Linked DNA regions of Homo sapiens: region 2 is linked to region 1. A link is a contact called in ENCODE POLR2A ChIA-PET data. All regions are on one chromosome and are shown on one strand. Each heading gives the region's core, a stretch centred on a gene start or an enhancer-like site at or near the end of the contact. The rest is flanking DNA. Distances are from core to core; before and after follow the strand shown.

What was found. ChIA-PET counts read pairs that join two places held with the same protein, here RNA polymerase II (POLR2A).
Region 2: POLR2A ChIA-PET joins it to region 1 with 19 read pairs in Caco-2. The contact joins the enhancer-like site here to the promoter of VPS53 in region 1. POLR2A ChIA-PET finds 5 or more read pairs at or near these places in 3 of 52 experiments (Caco-2, IMR-90 and OCI-LY7).

Annotation. Positions count from the first base shown.
Region 1 is chr17:711,887-716,088 of GRCh38, forward strand. It overlaps VPS53 (VPS53 subunit of GARP complex), which reads right to left and starts at 2,953. Exons shown (of 22, transcript NM_001128159.3): 1 at 2,737-2,953. The coding sequence starts at 2,823. RefSeq lists an enhancer at 3,425-3,494.
Region 2 is chr17:948,605-952,949 of GRCh38, forward strand. All of the region lies in intron 1 of NXN (nucleoredoxin), which reads right to left. Among named protein-coding and RNA genes, the nearest start is that of NXN, 29 kb to the right of the region's middle. RefSeq lists an enhancer at 1,164-2,056. Within about 2 kb of position 2,812, at least 15 of the 41 ENCODE cell types and tissues checked have a DNase peak (open chromatin) inside an H3K27ac peak, as active enhancers do; they include IMR-90, where a contact is called at or near this core.

The DNA of each region.
Region 1 (4,202 bases), core at 1,703-4,202:
GTTCACTACAAGCTCCACCTCCCAGGTTCATGCCATTCTCCTGTCTCAGCCTCTTGAGAAGGTGGGACTACAGGCGCTCGCCACCATACCCGGCTTATTTTTTGTGTTTTTAGTAGAGAAGGGGTTTCACCGTGTTGGCCAGGATGGTCTCAATCTCCTGAACTTGTGATCCACCCGCCTCGGCCTCCCAAAGTGCTGGGATTACAGGCGTGAGCCTCCACACCCGGCCTTCATGGGCAATTTAAAGAACTTCAGGGCAGAGTGATTTTCATGTCTAGAGTGACTTTCGCCTTTTTTTTTTTTTTTTTTTTCGAGATGGAGTCTCACTCTGTCGCTCAGGCTGGAAGGCAGTGGCACCATCTCAGCTCACTGCAACCTCTGCCTCCCGGGTTCAAGCAGTTCTTTGCCTCAACCTCCCGAGTAGCTGAGATTACGGGCACCTGCCACCATGCCCAGCTAAATTTTTGTATTTTTAGGAGAGACGGGGTTTCACCATGTTGGCCAGGCTGGTCTTGAACTCCTGACATCGTGATCCACCCGCCCTGGCCTCCCAAAGTGCTGGGATTACAGGTGTGAGCCACCGAGCCCAGCCAATTTTCACCTTATGCAATGACTCTGGGACTTCATCTTGGAGTAAAATGTGATTCCATTTTATCAACCCTTCCTGACTCCTCACACATCACTACTCTTTACAAGTATGCTACTACAGAATTTCATTCAGAGTGCTAAAGTAAGAAAAAATTCTGAATTCATCTTGACATAATGATGTCTGAATTCTGCTTGACATAAAGATGTCTGCTATACTATCACTCAAACTTATTCTTACAAAATAGGAAAAATGTCAGAATTCACCGCTATGTAATTCATCCATGTAATCAAAAACCACCTGTACCCCAAAAGCTGTTGAAACAAACAAAAGAAATAGCAAAAATGTGCTTTTCTGATACCTGTCAACCAAACAGTAACTGACTGCATTATTCTTTTCTTCCATGAGAGCCCACTAGTCCAAAGAGCAACAGAAATGTTATGTCTTTTTCTGGCAAAAGGAGGTAAGTGGTGGAGCCGTGTGGCCGGAACACTAAAAGCTTCCTGCCCAATGGTTTGGCGTTCTCAGGCTAGGACAAAGTTGGTTGTATAAGTAATCCAACCACTACTGGAAAAACACACATCGAAGCGTCAATGAATGCACCTGTAGTCCCAGCTACTCGGGAGGCTGAGGCAGGGTTATCACTTGAGCCCCAGGAGTTCGAGGCTGCAGTGAGCTACGATTATGCCACTGTACTCCAGCCTGGACAACAGAGCAAGACCCTATCTCAAAAAAAAAAAGTTTCCCAGGGGTCATTAAATAAGGCATAATGGAATTGTCCATTTCCTCAATCATAAATCCCTTTCTTAAATCATATAACTTCATGACAATTCCTTTAAGGGAGATTTTCTCCGTTTATCAGGAGCAATACCCTGCAGTATTAGAAATCACTATTTCTGACCGGGTGCAGTGGCTCACACCTGTAATCCCAGCACTTTGGGAGGCCGAGGCGGGCGGATAGCCTGAGGTCAGGAGTTCAAGACCAGCCTGGCCAACATGGTGAAACCCGGTCTCTACTAAAAATACAAAAATTAGCTAGGCATGGTAGCGGTTGCCTGTAGTCCCAGCTACTCAGGAGGCTGAGGCAGGAGAATCACTTGAACCTGGAAGCGGAGGTTGCAGTGAGCCGAGATGGCACCCCTACACTCCAACCTGGGCGAAAGAGCGAGACTCCGTCTCAGAAAACAAAAAAAAAGAAAAAAAGAAAAGAAAAAAATCACTATTTCTAATATCATTAGCCTTAAAAACTCAATAAACTTGCAAAGGCAAGAGTTCCTGCAGGCAGGGCCGCGCGTGGTGGCTCACGCCTGTAATCCCAGCACTTTGGGAGGCCAAGGCGGGCGGGTTACTTGAGCTCAGGAGTTCGAGACCATCCTGGCCAAAACGGTGAAACCCCCGTCTTTACCCCAAAAAAAAAAAAAAATTAGCCGGGTGTGGTGGCGTGCGCCTGTAATCACAGCTACTCAGGAGGCTGAGACAGGAGAATCGCTTGAACTCGGGAGGCGGAGGTCGCAGTGAGCCGAGATCGTGCCGTTGCACTCCAGCCCGGGCGACAGAGCGAGAATCCGTCTCAAAAAAAAAAAAAAAAAAAAGTTCCTGAAGGGAAAAGAGGCCCCTTGGGAGTATTCTCCAACCTCACCCAAACTATTCAACGGTAGGAATTCTCAACCTTTTAAGAATGGTAACGATGTCATTTTTCAACACTTTCTCTCTTCTCTGCCGTCCGCTTCAGAAATTAAAGTCATTCCCTTCCCCCAGTTCCAAGCCACTCACGAGGTGCCAGCTTGCAAAACCGGGGCGTTGGCACGAGTCTGGTAAATGCATGAAGCCCCCACAGTCCCCAGAATCTGAGGATGGCACCCAAGGCCTGCATTCTCCTAGCGTCGTCCTCTCTAAGCGCACAATTCCTTTCCCCAAAACCACCAGAACCCCCAGCCCTCGCCAAAGACAATCAAAGCCTAGAAAGGGTTCTCTTTCCTTTCCTTCTGATTCAGAAACCGCTTCTCACCCGCACCACCTCCCCACCTCCACTTTCCCTTCTGCCGCGAGCCCCCGGCCCTCCGTCCACCCGCCGCGGCCTCCCCAGCGCCCGGAGCTGCCGTCTCCCCTCCCGCACTCCCGTTTCCCCTCCTGAGGGGCGGAACGCTTACCTGCTCGATGGCCAGCTGCACCTCGGGCGTGAGCTGCAGCACGGCTTCCAGCTCCTCCACGAACTCCAGTTCCTCCTCCTCCATCATTCCGCCACCCGGCCCCCTGCCGACCCCCGCCGCGAGCCCAACTCAGGCCTCCAGCCGCCACCCAGGCCCCAGCACAGCAACTCCCTCGCGGCAGCGACCTGGTGAGCCCGGCTCCGTCAGCCGCTCTGTCAGCCGCTCCGGCACTTCCGGCAGGCCAGGGCACTTCCGGGACCGGGGAACTGTGGGATCACGGCGGACTGAGACTGGCGGCGTTCCTGTCACGTCAGGTGTCTCCCGGGCAACGCAGTATCCCGGCGGCCCCGCGTGGCCTCAGCGCGTCCTTAGGATGGGCGGGGCCTCTTCCCTCCCCAAGGCGCGCCCCGCACTGAGGACCCCGAGGTTGGGGTAGGGTCTGGCCTCCAGCAGGACGCCCGGATGAAAGTCAGCCCTGCGGCGTCGCCAACCGCAGCCCACAGCCTCCGCGGGCAGCGCAGCGGCGACCTCTCAGCTCCCGGGGCCCCCTCGGTCAGTGGCAGCGGGTGTCCCCGGCCACGGGGGCGACGTGATCCCAGCTGGCGAGTGGCGATGTCGCCAAGGACATTCGTAGGACGGGACAGTGCCCACTCGATAGAAATTCCCCGTGCGCCGGGCTCTGCGCAGAAGCTTTTCGAGGTGACTGCAGCCTCCTTATGGGGAGAAACGTCTTTTTTTTTTTTTTTTTTTTTTTTGAGACGGAGTCTTACTTGTTGCCCAGGCTGGAGTGCAACGGCGCGATCTCGGCTCACTGCAACCCCGCCTGCTGGGTTCAAGCGATTCTCCTGTCTCAGCCTCCCGAGTAGCTGGGATTACAGGCGCCCGCCACCACGCCCAGCTAATTTTTGTATTTTTAGTGGAGACGAGGTTTCACCATGTTGGCCAGGCTGGTCTCGAACTCTTGACCTCGTGATCCGCCCGCCTCGGCCTCCCAAAGTGCTGGGATGACAGGCGTGAGCTACTGCGCCCGGCCAGAAACGTTTTTTTAAAGCCAGATGACGCAGCGCCCTGGAGCTGGGGAGACGTTTACTGAGGTTGAATATCCGGGATCTAAGTCCTGAATAGTCCACCATTGATAAGTTGTGTGACTTGGAACAAATTACTACCCCGCGTCGATGTGGAGAGGATTAAACATTAACAGCGCGATGTAAATTCAAGCTGGTAATACAGGAAATAGTGAGGTGCCCAGCCCTTACCCCCACAAAGGAACAAATAAGCCAGATCACCGATCACCCTGTGAAACCACCTTTCCTGCAGACACTGAAAAGAAGGAGGGAATTGCAGCCCAAGGAGGACCCGCTCCACCAGGTGAACCGGGAAACTCCAGGAGGGAAACGCGTTGGCCCCACTGAACTTTTTTTTGTTGTTGTTATCAGAGTTGCTCAAAGTAAAAAATAGGAGCAGTA
Region 2 (4,345 bases), core at 1,562-4,061, 240 kb after region 1:
GACTGAAGATCAGCCAGGGGTGAAAACCATCACTCGGTGCTTCACGGAACAAACGCTTGAGGCAAAACCTAAGACAGCTGGGTCCCAACGCGGGGCCTCACCCCGGCCCGTCCCGCCCCAGCGCTCGGAGGCTGAGAGCAGCATTCTCAGATGGTACTAAATCCACATCCCGGGACACGAGGAAACAGCAGGGCCAGGGCACGGCCTCCTCCTCTCCCCGCGGCCTCCTCCTCTCCCCCCTGCCTCCTCCTCTCCCCGCGGCCTCCTCCTCTCCCCCTGCCTCCTCCTCTCCCCCCTGCCTCCTCCTCTCCCCCCTGCCTCCTCCTCTCCCCCCTGCCTCCTCCTCTCCCCCCTGCCTCCTCCTCTCCCCGCGGGCTCCTCCTCTCCCCCCGGGCTCCTCCTCTCCCCCCGGGCTCCTCCTCTCCCCCCTGCCTCCTCCTCTCCCCCTGCCTCCTCCTCTCCCCGCGGCCTCCTCCTCTCCCCCCGGCCTCCTCCTCTCCCCGTGGCCTCCTCCTCTCCCCCCTGCCTCCTCCTCTCCCCGCTGCCTCCTCCTCTCCCCGCGGCCTCCTCCTCTCCCCGCGGCCTCCTCCTCTCCCCCCTGCCTCCTCCTCTCCCCGCTGCCTCCTCCTCTCCCCGCGGCCTCCTCCTCTCCCCGCGGCCTCCTCCTCTCCCCCCTGCCTCCTCCTCTCCCCGCTGCCTCCTCCTCTCCCCGCGGCCTCCTCCTCTCCCCGCGGCCTCCTCCTCTCCCCCCTGCCTCCTCCTCTCCCCGCTGCCTCCTCCTCTCCCCGCGGCCTCCTCCTCTCCCCGTGGCCTCCTCCTCTCCCCCCTGCCTCCTCCTCTCCCCGCTGCCTCCTCCTCTCCCCGCGGCCTCCTCCTCTCCCCGCTGCCTCCTCCTCTCCCCCCTGCCTCCTCCTCTCCCCGCGGCCTCCTCCTCTCCCCCCTGCCTCCTCCTCTCCCCGCTGCCTCCTCCTCTCCCCGCGGCCTCCTCCTCTCCCCCCTGCCTCCTCCTCTCCCCGCGGCCTCCTCCTCTCCCCCCTGCCTCCTCCTCTCCCCGTTGCCTCCTCCTCTCCCCGTGGCCTCCTCCTCTCCCCCCTGCCTCCTCCTCTCCCTGCTGCCTCCTCCTCTCCCCGCGGGCCTCCTCTGTTAGGACCCACCTCCCTGCCTCAGTCTGGAAAGGGGCAGCCACGTGAGGACCTCTGAGACCCTGGAGAGCCACTGGGCTCAGCCTGGAGCAGTGGGGGCTGGGGTGGGAAGACGCCATGCATTGTTCAGCCCCAGCATCTGCCTGGGCACCTTCTGGTAACAGTCATTTGGCCAGCAGCTTCTCGGGGGCTAACGGTCAATGCCAGAAGCAATTAGCCCCAGGTCCTGGTCCTCCTTGGAGCCAAAACAATTAGTAGGCTGAAGACAGCCTGATGCTTAAGAAATCACTTTTTTAAAAAGGAAAAAAAGATTGCTTAAAAGAAGCCCCTTAACTCTGAAGGCAGTTCCATCCACCTTACAAATTCGGTGCCCTGTGAATACACATCCATGGGTCACAGCAGGGAATCTTTTTAACTAGAAAAAGAGCAGGAGAAGGAATTCAGATCAACATCACGGACTGCAGCAGTAAAGCTGGTGCCTGTTCGCCCCTTTCCCCTCCAGGCAGGAAAGAATCAAGGAAGAATTTCAGAATCTTTTTATACAAGAAAGGGATTCGGTGGGGGAAGGGAGTGGGTACAGAGATGAAGAACTTTAGGGTTTGCTATTTCAAGCTTAAAATAAATCCCAACGAGAAAGGATCCGAAGGCTTGGTTTTATTTTTAAGATCTTATCCAAGGCAGGGAACTATATCTGGTTTTCAGGGGTGTGTGGGGTGCAAACGGCCGGGCCAGCACAGTCATTTCATCCCCTGTCGATTCCCCAAAAGCAAAACCAAAGCTCAGCATGTGCTTCTAGAACTTTCTATATCTGGTGTTCAGGGGTGGGTGGGGTGCAAACGGCCAGGCCAGCACAGTCATTTCATCCCCCGTCCGTTCCCCAAAAGCAAAGCCAGAGCTCGGCATGTGCTTCTAGAATTTTACAATCTTGAATTACGGCTTCAAAATAACTCACATTCCACTATAAGGAGGCTCAGAGGATGCCACCGAGTGGACGGACGTGAGCAGGACCACAGAGACAACCCAGTGGGACACGCAACACTGTTCCCAAGATGTTAGCAGGGGAAAGAGTCGGACGAAATGGCGAAGTGTTTGGCACAAAGAAGACCAACAAATGACACACCAAGCCAGTAAAGACACCTCCGTAAGAAAGACACATTCCTCCCCAAATCTACTTTAGGAGCTACTGCTGTCAACTCTTGACTTTCTGGAAGTCTAACTAGTACAAGGTCCAATCCTCAATCGCTTATGAAACAAAATCAGAAAAAACCGGGTAGAACCCTAGTACTCCGCATTATAAAAAGCACTTCCGGCCGGGCACGGTGGCTCACGCCTGTAATCCCAGCACTTTGGGAGGCCGAGGCTGGCAGATCTTTTGAGGTTAGAAGTTCGAAACCAGCCTGGCCAACATGGTGAAACCCTGTCTCTACTTAAAAAAAAAAAAAAAAAAAAAAAAAAAAGCTGGGCGTGGTAGCGGGCGCCTGTAAGCCCAGCTACTTGGGAGGCTGAGGCACGAGAATTGCTTGAACCCGGGAGACAGAGGTTGCAGTGAGTTGAGATCACACCACTGCACTCCAACCTGAGTGACAGAGTGAGACTCCATCTCGAAAAAAAAAAAAAAGACTGAACAGCTTCTCTTTAGAACTTTCTAACACACCCCCAGGTGGAGGCCAGTGTTGCAACGATCGCACGAGGGACCAGAGGGTAATTCTGCAGCCTGATCTCTCTGTTGAGATGCTCACGCTCTCTTTTTGCAGACATGATGTGGTTAAAGCCAGGGTCTTTCTCAATCAATACATTTTAAAAATGCGAGCTGGGGGCGGGGGCGGGGGTTGGGGGCGGGAGGGTCTGTCAGCTGTGTGGAGACAAACCTCCTGATCCAGGCGCTCTCTGGCAGAGGCGGGCAAGCCCCACTTCCATGTATGGAAGTGAATGAAAGCAGTAAAACCTCAGGCATGAGTCTGGGCAGGGCTGGGGGTGGGGGCCGGCATTCCTCCCAGCAGGGCCAGCCCCAGAGGGGCGGGCAGCAGGAACCTTCACCTGGGGTCCCGTGGGTATTTCCCTGGGAGAGCCACAGGGGCAGAGAGGACGGGAGGCAGGAAAGCAATGAGCTCGGCACACTCAGTAGACGGAGGGCACCCGGGAAGGGGAGCTCAGCCTCCCCGAGAATGCACCAGAGCCTGAGTCCTGGAAACCAGGGCCACGCAGCTCCCGCCTGCCCTGACCTCAGTCCCCTGGAATGCAGAATTCTCCACGGTCAGCCATCCATCACCACCGCTCCCTCATGGCCAGCGCTGAAAGAAGGGGCGTTTCCGTTTTTGTGGGGGGCGGTGGTGGTTGTGGTTTTTGTGGTCTGAGAAACTCATGACAGTTACCCACCTCCTGCCAGGACAAGGCCACAGGAGGTTGCAGAAAATTCAGGTCACACTGTGGGGGGGCTGGGGTCAGAGAGACCAAGGTTGGAACCCGGCAGGTACCACGGACGGTCACACTGTGGGGGGGCTGGGGTCAGACAGACCAAGGTTGGAACCCGGCAGGTACCACGGACGGTCACACTGTGGGGGGGCTGGGGTCAGACAGACCAAGGTTGGAACCCGGCAGGTACCACGGACGGTCACACTGTGGGGGGGCTGGGGTCAGACAGACCAAGGTTGGAACCCGGCAGGTACCACGGACGGTCACACTGTGGGGGGGCTGGGGTCAGACAGACCAAGGTTGGAACCCGGCAGGTACCACGGACGGTCACACTGTGGGGGGGCTGGGGTCAGACAGACCAAGGTTGGAACCCGGCAGGTACCACGGACGGTCACACTGTGGGGGGGCTGGAGTCAGAGAGACCAAGGTTGGAACCCGGCAGGTACCACGGACGGTCACACTGTGGGGGGGCTGGGGTCAGACAGACCAAGGTTGGAACCCGGCAGGTACCACGGACGGTCACACTGTGGGGGGGCTGGAGTCAGACAGACCAAGGTTGGAACCCGGCAGGTACCACGGACGGTCACACTGTGGGGGGGGCTGGAGTCAGACAGACCAAGGTTGGAACCCGGCAGGTACCACGGACGGTCACACTGTGGGGGGGCTGGAGTCAGACAGACCAAGGTTGGAACCCGGCAGGTACCACGGACGACAGGTTCCTGCTGCCCATCCCTCTGGGAGGAATGACGGCCAGCAGAGCCAGGACCCACTTCTCCGTCCTGGAAGACGCA